2 separate regions of the Homo sapiens genome follow, and region 2 is linked to region 1. A link is a contact called in ENCODE Hi-C or POLR2A ChIA-PET data. All regions are on one chromosome and are shown on one strand. The core of a region is the stretch at or near the end of the contact, and the rest is flanking DNA. Distances in the headings are between cores, read along the strand shown.

What was found. A loop is a pair of places that touch in the nucleus more often than their neighbours do. ChIA-PET counts read pairs that join two places held with the same protein, here RNA polymerase II (POLR2A). Pooled maps may share reads with other maps.
Region 2: a pooled map shows a loop between it and region 1 (9-fold over the local background). The contact joins two enhancer-like sites. A Hi-C loop is called at or near these places in 1 of 37 single-sample maps with no recorded cell type and 4 of 50 pooled maps. POLR2A ChIA-PET finds 5 or more read pairs at or near these places in 1 of 52 experiments (K562).

The regions. Positions count from the first base shown.
Region 1 is chr12:124,345,880-124,351,097 of GRCh38, reverse strand. It overlaps NCOR2 (nuclear receptor corepressor 2), which reads left to right. Exons shown (of 49, transcript NM_006312.6): 30 at 361-511; 31 at 2,784-2,924; 32 at 3,187-3,273; 33 at 4,248-4,534. Among named protein-coding and RNA genes, the nearest start is that of MIR6880, 11 kb to the right of the region's middle. RefSeq lists a silencer at 2,781-3,075. Within about 2 kb of position 2,953, at least 3 of the 41 ENCODE cell types and tissues checked have a DNase peak (open chromatin) inside an H3K27ac peak, as active enhancers do.
Region 2 is chr12:124,507,199-124,512,046 of GRCh38, reverse strand. All of the region lies in intron 2 of NCOR2 (nuclear receptor corepressor 2), which reads left to right. Among named protein-coding and RNA genes, the nearest start is that of NCOR2, 58 kb to the left of the region's middle. RefSeq lists enhancers at 3,184-3,293, 2,821-3,406, 3,995-4,580 and a silencer at 3,468-3,682. Within about 2 kb of position 2,091, at least 22 of the 41 ENCODE cell types and tissues checked have a DNase peak (open chromatin) inside an H3K27ac peak, as active enhancers do.

The DNA of each region.
Region 1 (5,218 bases), core at 1,704-4,203:
ATTAGCCAGGTGACCCCGGGTAAAGTCACTGTGCCTCCCTGTGCCTCGGTTTCCCCATCTGAAACAGGCATAATCAATAGGGTTGTCTTAGGGTTGTTTCGAGGATTAAATGAGCAAATCCATAGAGAGCACCCAGAACAGCGTCCACTCATGGGAAGCACTTGACAAGGGATCTTCATTCTTCAGGTTCCTCATAGGGTTTTGTTCCATGCAAACTCTTACCTATTTGAGACAGTGTGTGTGTGGACACGCGTGTGCATCGGTGGGCACATGGGCTTTTAAGCACGTCTTTGCCTGCATTTGAGTTGAGAGGGGTCCTGGGCTGCAGCCTCCTGGGCGCTCACCCCTCTGCACCTGCAGGGCACGCCAGCTGACGTCCTGTACAAGGGCACCATCACCAGGATCATCGGCGAGGACAGCCCGAGTCGCTTGGACCGCGGCCGGGAGGACAGCCTGCCCAAGGGCCACGTCATCTACGAAGGCAAGAAGGGCCACGTCTTGTCCTATGAGGGTGAGTCGCAGGAGGAGAGGAGGCCCAGGACCAGGGGAGGAGTGTGCTTGGCCCACTGAGGTAGCTTCACAGGGAGGCAGGGCTGGATTGACATCAGAAAGCACAATCTGATAGGTGGTGACCTCCTTATCCCTGCAGGTATGCAAGCCAGCAGCAGGGAAGCGTTGGCCTTAGCTGCCTCCCACCTCTGCCCAGTTCTTTACAGTTTAGAAAACAAACTCATGGCCAACCTTTTTAGAAGCATAGGAGGGAAACTGAGGCCCGGAACAGAAGCCCGAGCTCACGCCGCCAGGCCTCCAGCACCGTACTGACAAACCACGCACTCTCTCATTGGCCATGAAAGAGGCCATGGCCAGAGTGCCCCTCGCCCCACTGTGTCCCAGGCTCTTGCTGCGGAGCCCCCATCCTCTCCCTCTCTAGGCTCTGGGTTCCAGAACGAGGAGACCCTGCCAGGAAGGAGTTAAGGGAATCGAGTGCCGGGAAAGAGAATTTCCTGGCAGCCTAGGGCACCCAGGGGTGTGGAGATGAAAGCTGCTAATGGGCGCCTCTCTCAGCACTGCAGCTGCGAGGCCCGGAATTGCCTCTCCTCCATCCACTTCCGCCTGTGCCCGCAGCCCCCTCCCCAGGCCTGGGAGGTGGAGGTGGCACCGTGTGGCTTAGGAACATAATGCACTCCCTGCTGCCACAGAGATAGCCTTGGAGACAGGCCTGCAGCTGTGTCTTGGGTGCCAGCTCATGCCCTGGTGCCCCTGGACCGAGTGCCCTGGGGGTGGCGGGAAGCCTGGGAAGGGCTGGTGGTGGGGTTAGTCAAGAGCTTGTCTTGAGAGGTCACTGGGTAGAGTCCCACCTTGGGACCCCAGACCAGTGCCTGAGCCTTTATAGGCCTTCAGCGTATCGTCTTCATCATGGGTTTCAGTCGGGGCCTTTAAACTCTCGTCTGCTCCCTGGGCCAGGTAGGCAGTGCAGGCAGCGGCAGGTGTGAGACTGTAGGGAGTGGGGAGGACTGTAGGGAATGGGGAGGACTGTGGTGCCTGCTCACGCCGTCCACTCCCCTGCGGCCACCGGTCAGCCAGGTTTCTCATCTCCGTTTTTATCTGAAATCTCCCGATGTTTAAACATCGGCGATTAATTTGGAACGTTTTCTGAACAGCAACCTAGTACCCTCCTGTTGGCAACCCCTGGAGTAGCTCACGGGCCGTGGGCCACACGAAGCAATGGTTGAAAAGCCCGAGAGCCTGTCAGTTGCTCATTCCCTCTGAGGGGTGGGGCGGGGGCTCCCGGGGCTCATTTCTGATAGCTCTGGACTCGGCTGCCCTGGAAGGAGAGCCCTGGCTAGATGGGCAAAGCCCAGCCTTTACCTTCGGGGGCCACCTCCGTCTGTTCACCTCTCTGCCTGTCCGGGGAGCAGTGAGCCGGGCCCATGTAGGCTCCTTTGGCCTGGCGAGGCCACCCCTGCCACCCCTCACCACTGCCTGCAACACACACCTCTCCGTGCACACGCAGACTTGTGGTCGGACACTCACATGCACATCGGCACAGGTTTCTGGGTGTGACACGTGTATACATACAAAGCCGTGTACTGCCTGCACCCTGGTACATGTGTGTACATGGACCCACTTAGTTCTCAGCAGCCAGGCTCACGTGCATGTGCCCACATCCACTCCTGCACACACAAGACCCGTGCCAGTGCACATGCGTGCTCCTGCCTGCCACACGTCCACACACTGCTGATGTATCGGTGCACACGCGTGCTCCTGCCTGCCCGCACCTCCACTCTGCTGTATCGGTGCACGCGTGCTGCTGCCTGCCACACATCCACACTCTGCTGCTGATGTATCGGTGCACGTGTGCTCCTGCCTGCCACACATCCACACACTGCTGATGCGTCCTTGCTCACGTGCATGTGTGTGCACTTGTTCACGCCCCATGTCGGCACCCGTGGGTGTGGACACAGACTCACGTGCTCATGTGGTCACAGGCACACCCTTGCTTGCAGACAGAGCACCCTGGAGGGCTAGGGTACAGGGTGCAGGCAGCGTGCCCTGCATCTCCCACCGTGCAACCCCCTGGAAAAGCTCCTGGGTCCTGCTGGCAGGCCCCCAGGGCCTGCAGGCTGCCAGCTCCCTCTGGAGGCCTCGGCTGTGAGGCTTTGTGACGGGGCCAGCATGGAAGCACTGCTGGCTCCTGCCTACCGGCTCTGCCTGTCCTGCCTGCCCACCGTGGTCCTGGGCCCGTGCCCAGCTCCTCACCGAGTGCTTTGTGTGGTTTCCAGGTGGCATGTCTGTGACCCAGTGCTCCAAGGAGGACGGCAGAAGCAGCTCAGGACCCCCCCATGAGACGGCCGCCCCCAAGCGCACCTATGACATGATGGAGGGCCGCGTGGGCAGAGCCATCTCCTCAGCCAGCATCGAAGGTGATAGCAGGGAGGAGACTTCATCTCTCGGTGCCCCCTGGTGGGCGGTGGGGGGATGGCTGACCCCGTTTTACAGATGGGGAAACCGAGGCTGGGCTTTCTGAGGCTCCATCTGGAGGTAGCGCAGGGACCTTCCCGTGCTGGGTCCTACTCCACCATCATCGTGGGGATGACCACTGGCGGCTGTAAACACTGACCCCTGTCACTGCCCAGTGTCGGCTCAGGGAGCCACGGAATGATGGCCTCACCCTCTCCTACCCAGGTCTCATGGGCCGTGCCATCCCGCCGGAGCGACACAGCCCCCACCACCTCAAAGAGCAGCACCACATCCGCGGGTCCATCACACAAGGTACTGCCCTGTTCCCTGCTCCCTCGTTGCCCCCAACGGGTGTACAGTCACGCAGGGCGCGGGAGGGAGAGACACAGCCAGAGTGTGGTGGGAACTCAGGACAAGTATGCAGAAAGGCCTGCAGCACACATGTACATGATCAGTACGTGAGCTACGGAGCAAGGGTGTCTCTTACTTATTTCAAAACAAAAACAAAAAGCAAAATACCACCGATCACCCCTGTGCTTTTAGGTGTCACATAGCAACTGTCCTGTGCTTGGCACTAACCCAGGTGCCACCTGCGTATCGTTTTACAGAACATCCTGGTGAGGCACATGCGATTGGGAGAGGCTTGGAGAGCTCCGAGAACTCTTTCAGGTTCTCGCGGCTGGTCCATGGCACAGCCAGCTACTGTGAACTTGGCAGCTTTGTGGGTTTTATTTTTTATTTTTTTATTTTGTTGTTGTTGTTGCTGTTTGAGACAGGGTCTCATTCTGTTGCCCAGGCTGGAGTGCAGTGGCACGATCTCAGCTCACTGCAGCCTCCGCCTTTCAGGCTTAAACAATCCTCCCACTTCAGCCTCCCAAGTAGCTGGGACCACAGATGCACACCACCACATCTAGCTAATTTTTGTATTTTTGTAGAGGTGGGGTTTCACCATGTTGCCCAGGCTGGTCTCGAACTCCTGAGCTCAAGCTGTCTGCCTGCCGCAGCCCCCCAGAGTGTTGGGATTACAGGCGTGAGCTACTGCACCCAGCCTGTGGTTTTAGCTTCATGATTTCATAGTGTTCCCGACTTGCTGAGGTGGTTCAGTTAATATTCTTGTTTTATGTGTGAAGAAGCTGAGGCCCAGAGAGGTCAGATTTCCTGGTCAAGGTCACACAGCAAGTGGGGATTTGAACTCAGGCAGACTAGCTCCAGAACCCACTGGTGTGGAGGCTCTTGATGGGTCTGGGTGGGGCGGGGCGTGAGGGTCAGTGCTGTCGGCCCGGCAGGGATCCCTCGGTCCTACGTGGAGGCACAGGAGGACTACCTGCGTCGGGAGGCCAAGCTCCTAAAGCGGGAGGGCACGCCTCCGCCCCCACCGCCCTCACGGGACCTGACCGAGGCCTACAAGACGCAGGCCCTGGGCCCCCTGAAGCTGAAGCCGGCCCATGAGGGCCTGGTGGCCACGGTGAAGGAGGCGGGCCGCTCCATCCATGAGATCCCGCGCGAGGAGCTGCGGCACACGCCCGAGCTGCCCCTGGCCCCGCGGCCGCTCAAGGAGGGCTCCATCACGCAGGTATGGCCCAGGGCCAGGCACACGGGCCCAGTTCTAGGAGGGGTGGCGGTGGCTGTGGGGCACTGCCCTGGGCCTCTCCACATGGGGAAACCGAGGCTGAGAGCCCTCGCGTACCTTACAGTCACCCAGCTGCTCATCACCGGGCCTCAGCTGTGCGTGTTCCAGGGCTGCGCAGGGGGCACCAGGCTCCTGACCTGATTCTACTGAACTCACATTGTTCCCATTCTTCAGGGAGGGAAACTGAGTCCCAGAGAGGCCAGGCAGGCTTCCAAGGCCACAGGACTAAACATAGTGACGAGTAACTGCCTCCGTTGAATCTTTGTGAGGGTCCAGGTGCGGCCTGAGGATGTTGCATGCGTTCATTGTTTCACCCCCTAGCAATGCTCTGAGGTCGTTTTCTTAATGACCTTATTTTATTGCTGAGTAAATTGAGGTTCAGAGAGGTTCAACGACTCACCCAGAGTCACGCAGCAAATGCAGTTGTGAAACCCAAATTCAGATGTTCCTACAGCCGCAGCATCCACTGCACCCACCAGCAGGTTGCACCACAAGAGGCCCCAGTCCCCCCAGGCGGCCCCAGCTCAGTAGGGGAAGTTCCGTGCCGATGGTACGAGGACGAGGAGCTGTTCGGTGGAAAGCCCCTGAAGGCCACTGTCCTTCCACATGGGCAGAGGTGGCCTCTTG
Region 2 (4,848 bases), core at 842-3,341, 160 kb before region 1:
CCCACGCTGAGGCAGGAGGATCAATTGAGCCCAGGAGGTCAAGGCTGCAGTAAGCCATGATTGTGCCACTGCACTCCACCCTGGACCACAGAGTGAGACCCTGTCAAAAAATAATAAAAAAATAAAAATAAATCACTGTTGTTTTAAGTTTCCTGGTTTGTGGTCATTTTTATGGCAGCCCTAGGAAATGAACACAGCTGGCGACGCCAGTCTCTGGAGGTGGGGGAACTGGCCCTGGCGGGGGTTGGTACTGTTCCCCACTCCAAGCCTGAGGGTGCAGGACAAGTTTGGGTGGCCGAGAACCCCTTTGTGCCTGGGAGTGCATGAAGCCCCATTCGGGGAGTCTGGACTTTCCAGGAAGGACGCCTTGCTTGAACCTGCCTTTCTTGCCGAGAACCAAATCCACAAGGCCCTAGACCCCACCTGCCGCCTGCTGTTCGCTGTCCCCTCAGACAGCCCTGCTAAGGGGACAGGACCCAGAGGCAGGAGGCTCTCGGATTCTACCCCGGCTTTGCCCCAGGCCCCGGACGCCCTTTCCCCACGCGTCTGGTGACTCCTGCAGAACCCGGGTTGCACTCATCCCCCAGCAAGCCCCAGGTTTGCCGGGTGCCCTTGACAAATGGAGAAACTAGGCCCAGAGAGGGCAGGCTACTTGGCAGAGGCCACACAGCTCCTTAGTGGCACTGACGGCCTTACAGTCTCGCCACGGGGGCTGGCACTGGGGCTTCCAGGAGTGGGGATCAGAGTTCTCGGCCACTTGGAGACCTGGAGTGGAGCCGGCCGGCTGTGTGGACCTGGGGTCAGTTACCTGATATTTGGGACACTCGGCTGCCTTTGATGGACCTGGCCTGGTGTAGGTGGTACCCCGAAATCTGGGCTTTAAGCACACCCTGTCTGTGCTCTCAGCCTCAGTCTCTCTGTTTGCAAACTGGTCTTTGAGCTTCAGCTCCACGTCTGCGATTTTGCTCTTAGCATGTTCATGCATTCAGCAAACATTTATTGAGCACCTGCCATGTGCAGTGTGCTGGGACTCTGGGGGACACAAAGGTGTGACTCTTGCTTCATGGATCTTGTGTTTGGGGCTGTGGGGGGAGAGGAAATGCAGCAGCACAGGTTGGAGTCCAGATTCCGGGTTCTGATGAGGGAGGTCACGGAGCTGGGCCGTGAGGGAGGTGAGGATGTGGCCTTTCGTCTCCTCCTGGGCCCGGGGTGGACAGTGTGCAGCAGGCTCTCAAGTGGACATGGAGATGCCCACAGCCTGTCCGCGGCGGCCCATGGGCACCTCTGGCTGGCAGGACCTGGCCTGGTCTTGTGAGCAGGGACATGGGATGGGAGGGCTGCAAGGCCTGGCTCCAGCCTGGTGGGAGAGACAACAGTCTCCTCTAACCTAAGCAGCAGGCATGGGTATGCTGGTGACAGGGTCCCAGGACACAGTGGGTGAGCTGGACACAGGAGGTGGCTCGCCTGGGTTTGCATCCAGGCTGTGCCCTTGTTGGCTGTGTGACCTTGGGCAAGTTGCTCGGCCTCTCTGTGCCAGTCTCTCCAGCTGTAGAATGGGGATGATAACAGAATCCCTCACGGGGGCGCTGTGAGGAAGGAGTTGGTGCCACCAAGTGTTGTGTTGGGGACTGGCTGTGCCAGTGGCTGCGAGGTGTTCCCTCCCGTGGCTGCTCAGGGCAGCGGCGTGGAAGATGGAAGTGGCATTTGCTCATCTTCCCGCTGCCCTGCTCCTCCCTGTGCAAATAGCCTCAGTCTTCCACCTAGGAAACGGGAGCTGTAACAAGCACATGGCCCCATGGAGGTCGGGAGGAGAAGCGGAGCTGGGGTGCATCAGTGCCTGTGGGGTGGGGGCTTGGGGTCGCCACCTGCTCCAGATTGAGGCCTTGGCTGCCCCCGAGGCCTGGAACAGCCACTTGTTTTACAACCCAGGAAACTGAAGGCCTGGCAGGGATGGCCCCAAGACATGCCCATGGGTACAGCCCATGTGGTGGCTCCTGGCTGCAGACAATGCCTCTTTTTTCTGGCCTGGCGGGAGCAGCCCAGGCTTGCTCAACCTGGCCTAGGTTTATCAGCACATTTGGTTCTGCGGTGCGGCTAGCAGACATTCCCTCCAAGAGAGATCGTGATGTTCCTCCGGAAACCGAGGTCCGGAGGCTCAGGTTACTGTGGGGGGCGGCCGTCGGGGGGTGTGTCTGCCTCTGAGAAGTGACCCAGATCAGAGCTGGGCTGTGCTGGGCAGTGTTCATCTGCAAAGCTGCCGCCTGCTCTTTCACCCATGAGAGCCACTGACAGCTCAGGAAGGGACTGGGAGCCACCCACTTTCCCTTCAGGGTGACACAGGACAGGCCTCTCCCTGGCTCCTGCCTGGCCCCTTCCCCCTACACTGAGTCTGGCCTGGGTCTCCCATTCCATTTCTCTGGCCTCTTCTTGGCTGGCTTTGGACCTGTCCTCACCTACATGGATAAGGGACCTAGCGGGTGGAAGAGATCTGATTCCAGGGAGATCCTATCTGAGAGTTTGTGTTTTAGGAGGGTTGCTATCTTAGGTCTCTTGGTTGCAATGGACAGACTCCCTCTGCCTCCTGCATTTAGCACAAATAGTTCAAGTAACTAAAAAACCTCAGAGAAGCTTCAGGCACAGTTGGGTCCAGGTGCTCCCCACTTTCAGTCCCTGTTAGCCTGAGACTAATAATTGCAGTTCAGTAGCCCCAGTGGAAGGACAGCTTCTTGTTCCCAATATTCCAGCAAATATCATGGGAATGAGTTTTGTTGCCTCAGCTTGAGAGTTCAGAGTTAAGCCCCCCCCCCCCCCACCAAAGCCAGTGCCACTTTGGCTGGAGGGCTGGGTCAGCCTCCCTGAGACCCCAGGACTGAGGGTGCAGGGGGGGTGGTTGCCCAGGGAAATTGGGGTGTGGCATGCACGGAGTGGGGCCGGGTGGGCAGAGACACTGTGTCTTGCTCCCTGTGTTGGAGATGGGGCCAGGTTGGGGTCCCTGCCTGGCCTGCCTTTCATGGCCAGTGTGTGTGTGTCCCATTGGGGTGGAGCAGGTGGCGCCGATGAGTCACTGGGTAAGTTTCATTCCTGTTATATTTAATAGTTGAGGGCCTCTTGGGTCCCCCCTCCAAGCCGTTGCTGGCGCTCCACCTCCTGTCCCCCCATCAGCCCGCTTCAGCTCCCCAGCCTTCCCTCACCTCTCTTGTGGCGTCCAGTGACCACGTCATAAGCCACAGGTCATGTCCTGGCAGCCCCTGGGCTGTATTTGGCTGTCAGACTGATTTATTGGGTTGGTTTTATAGTCAGTGTTTTTTTAGAAATATCGGGAGATGTCTCAAAATTGGGCTTCTTGGCTTTGCTGGAAAGATTTGGATGCCGTGGACCCCCTGCCCCACGTGGACCCTGTTCCAGCAGGGTCTGGAACATCAGGAATGTTTGGGGGCCACATTCCTGGGTCTCTGCTCAGTGTTGGCTGGGGCTGAGCTGCGGTCACCCCCTTCCTGCGGGCCCCTCCCCTCGGCGTGGTGCCTGCCTGGGCCCTTGTGTTCCGGCAGGGTCTTGGGTATCTACAGCTCTCCTCTTGCTTTTTGTCCCTGCCCTTCTTCGGGTGGATCATCCGATCCCAGGTAGACGCTTAGCTTCAGCCGTCGCCACTCCTGGGCGCTGAAGCATTTGTTTACTGTCTGAGCTCCTGGCTGCAGGGGCCATAGGACCTTTTGGGTTCTTGATCACTGTCCCGTCATCAGACATTTATTGATCAATGCCCCTGGGGTAATTGAATGGCCCAGATGCGTCCACTTCTGAGCATTGGACAGAGCTGACGTAAAGTGGATTCTTCCCGTTTAGCCTGGGAGCCCAGGCGGCAGTGGGGTCCTCCCATCCAGGCCCTTTGTGGTCCAGCCTGGCCACTTGCTGGGGGCTGGGATGGGTTGGGGAGGCAGGAGGGGACCCTTGTTGAGTGGGTGGGCTCTGTCGCCCTGGACGCTGCTGCTGGCACAGCTATTCTTAGCAGCAGAAACATTTGTCCTCATTCACATGTGGTGGATGCCTCCAGGGATCTACCCTGAAATACTAGAGGCGACCCCATAAATTCCTCAGAAAGCCATCCTTGAGGGCCTGCGTGCATGGAGGAGAAGCGGGAGGAGGCGTTTCCGGCAGCTGCACAGCTGTGGATGTGTTTGCCAGATGTTGGAGGCAGGGAAGTCGGTGGGAACCTTGCGGAGGCCGCCTTCACACTCGGGGTCTGGGCATGGACATGAGCGGGTGGGACAGAGACTGCAGACTGGTGGGCAGAGAGAAGGGCTCTGGCCCTGGCCTCAAGTTTTGGGGTCCAGGGGCCCCTCTGAAGCAGTCAGCCCTTCCCTGGGCCCTGGCCTTGAGGCCACCTGGGTTGGAGGCAGCTGGCGAGGGGAGAGCTCAGCTTATCGGGCGCTTCCGAGGGATCAGAGGTGCAAGTCGCTGCCCAGCCATGCCCTGTGGCCGTCATGGGGTCCTGAGGTGAGGTGGGCCAGAGACAAGGCCTGGACGCATGCTGCACTCGGCTCTGAGGGCCTGCTGAGTGCCGGGGCCACTGGCAACACTTTGCCTTTTATGGGGGCAGCCTGAGCCTTTGGGGCCACCGCGGAACAACACAAGCACAACACTAGCAATCAGGGAGGTCTCCCTGGAGGAGGTGTTGTTTAATTTTAAATTGTGGTAGATACATATAATGTGAAATTTACCTTCAGCCATTGGTAAGTAGATAATTCAGTAGTGTTAAGAATAGCCATATTGTTTAGCAACCGATCTCCAGCACTTTTCATGTGGCAAAACTGAATCGCTATATCTGTTAAACAGTAACTCCCCCTTCCTCGC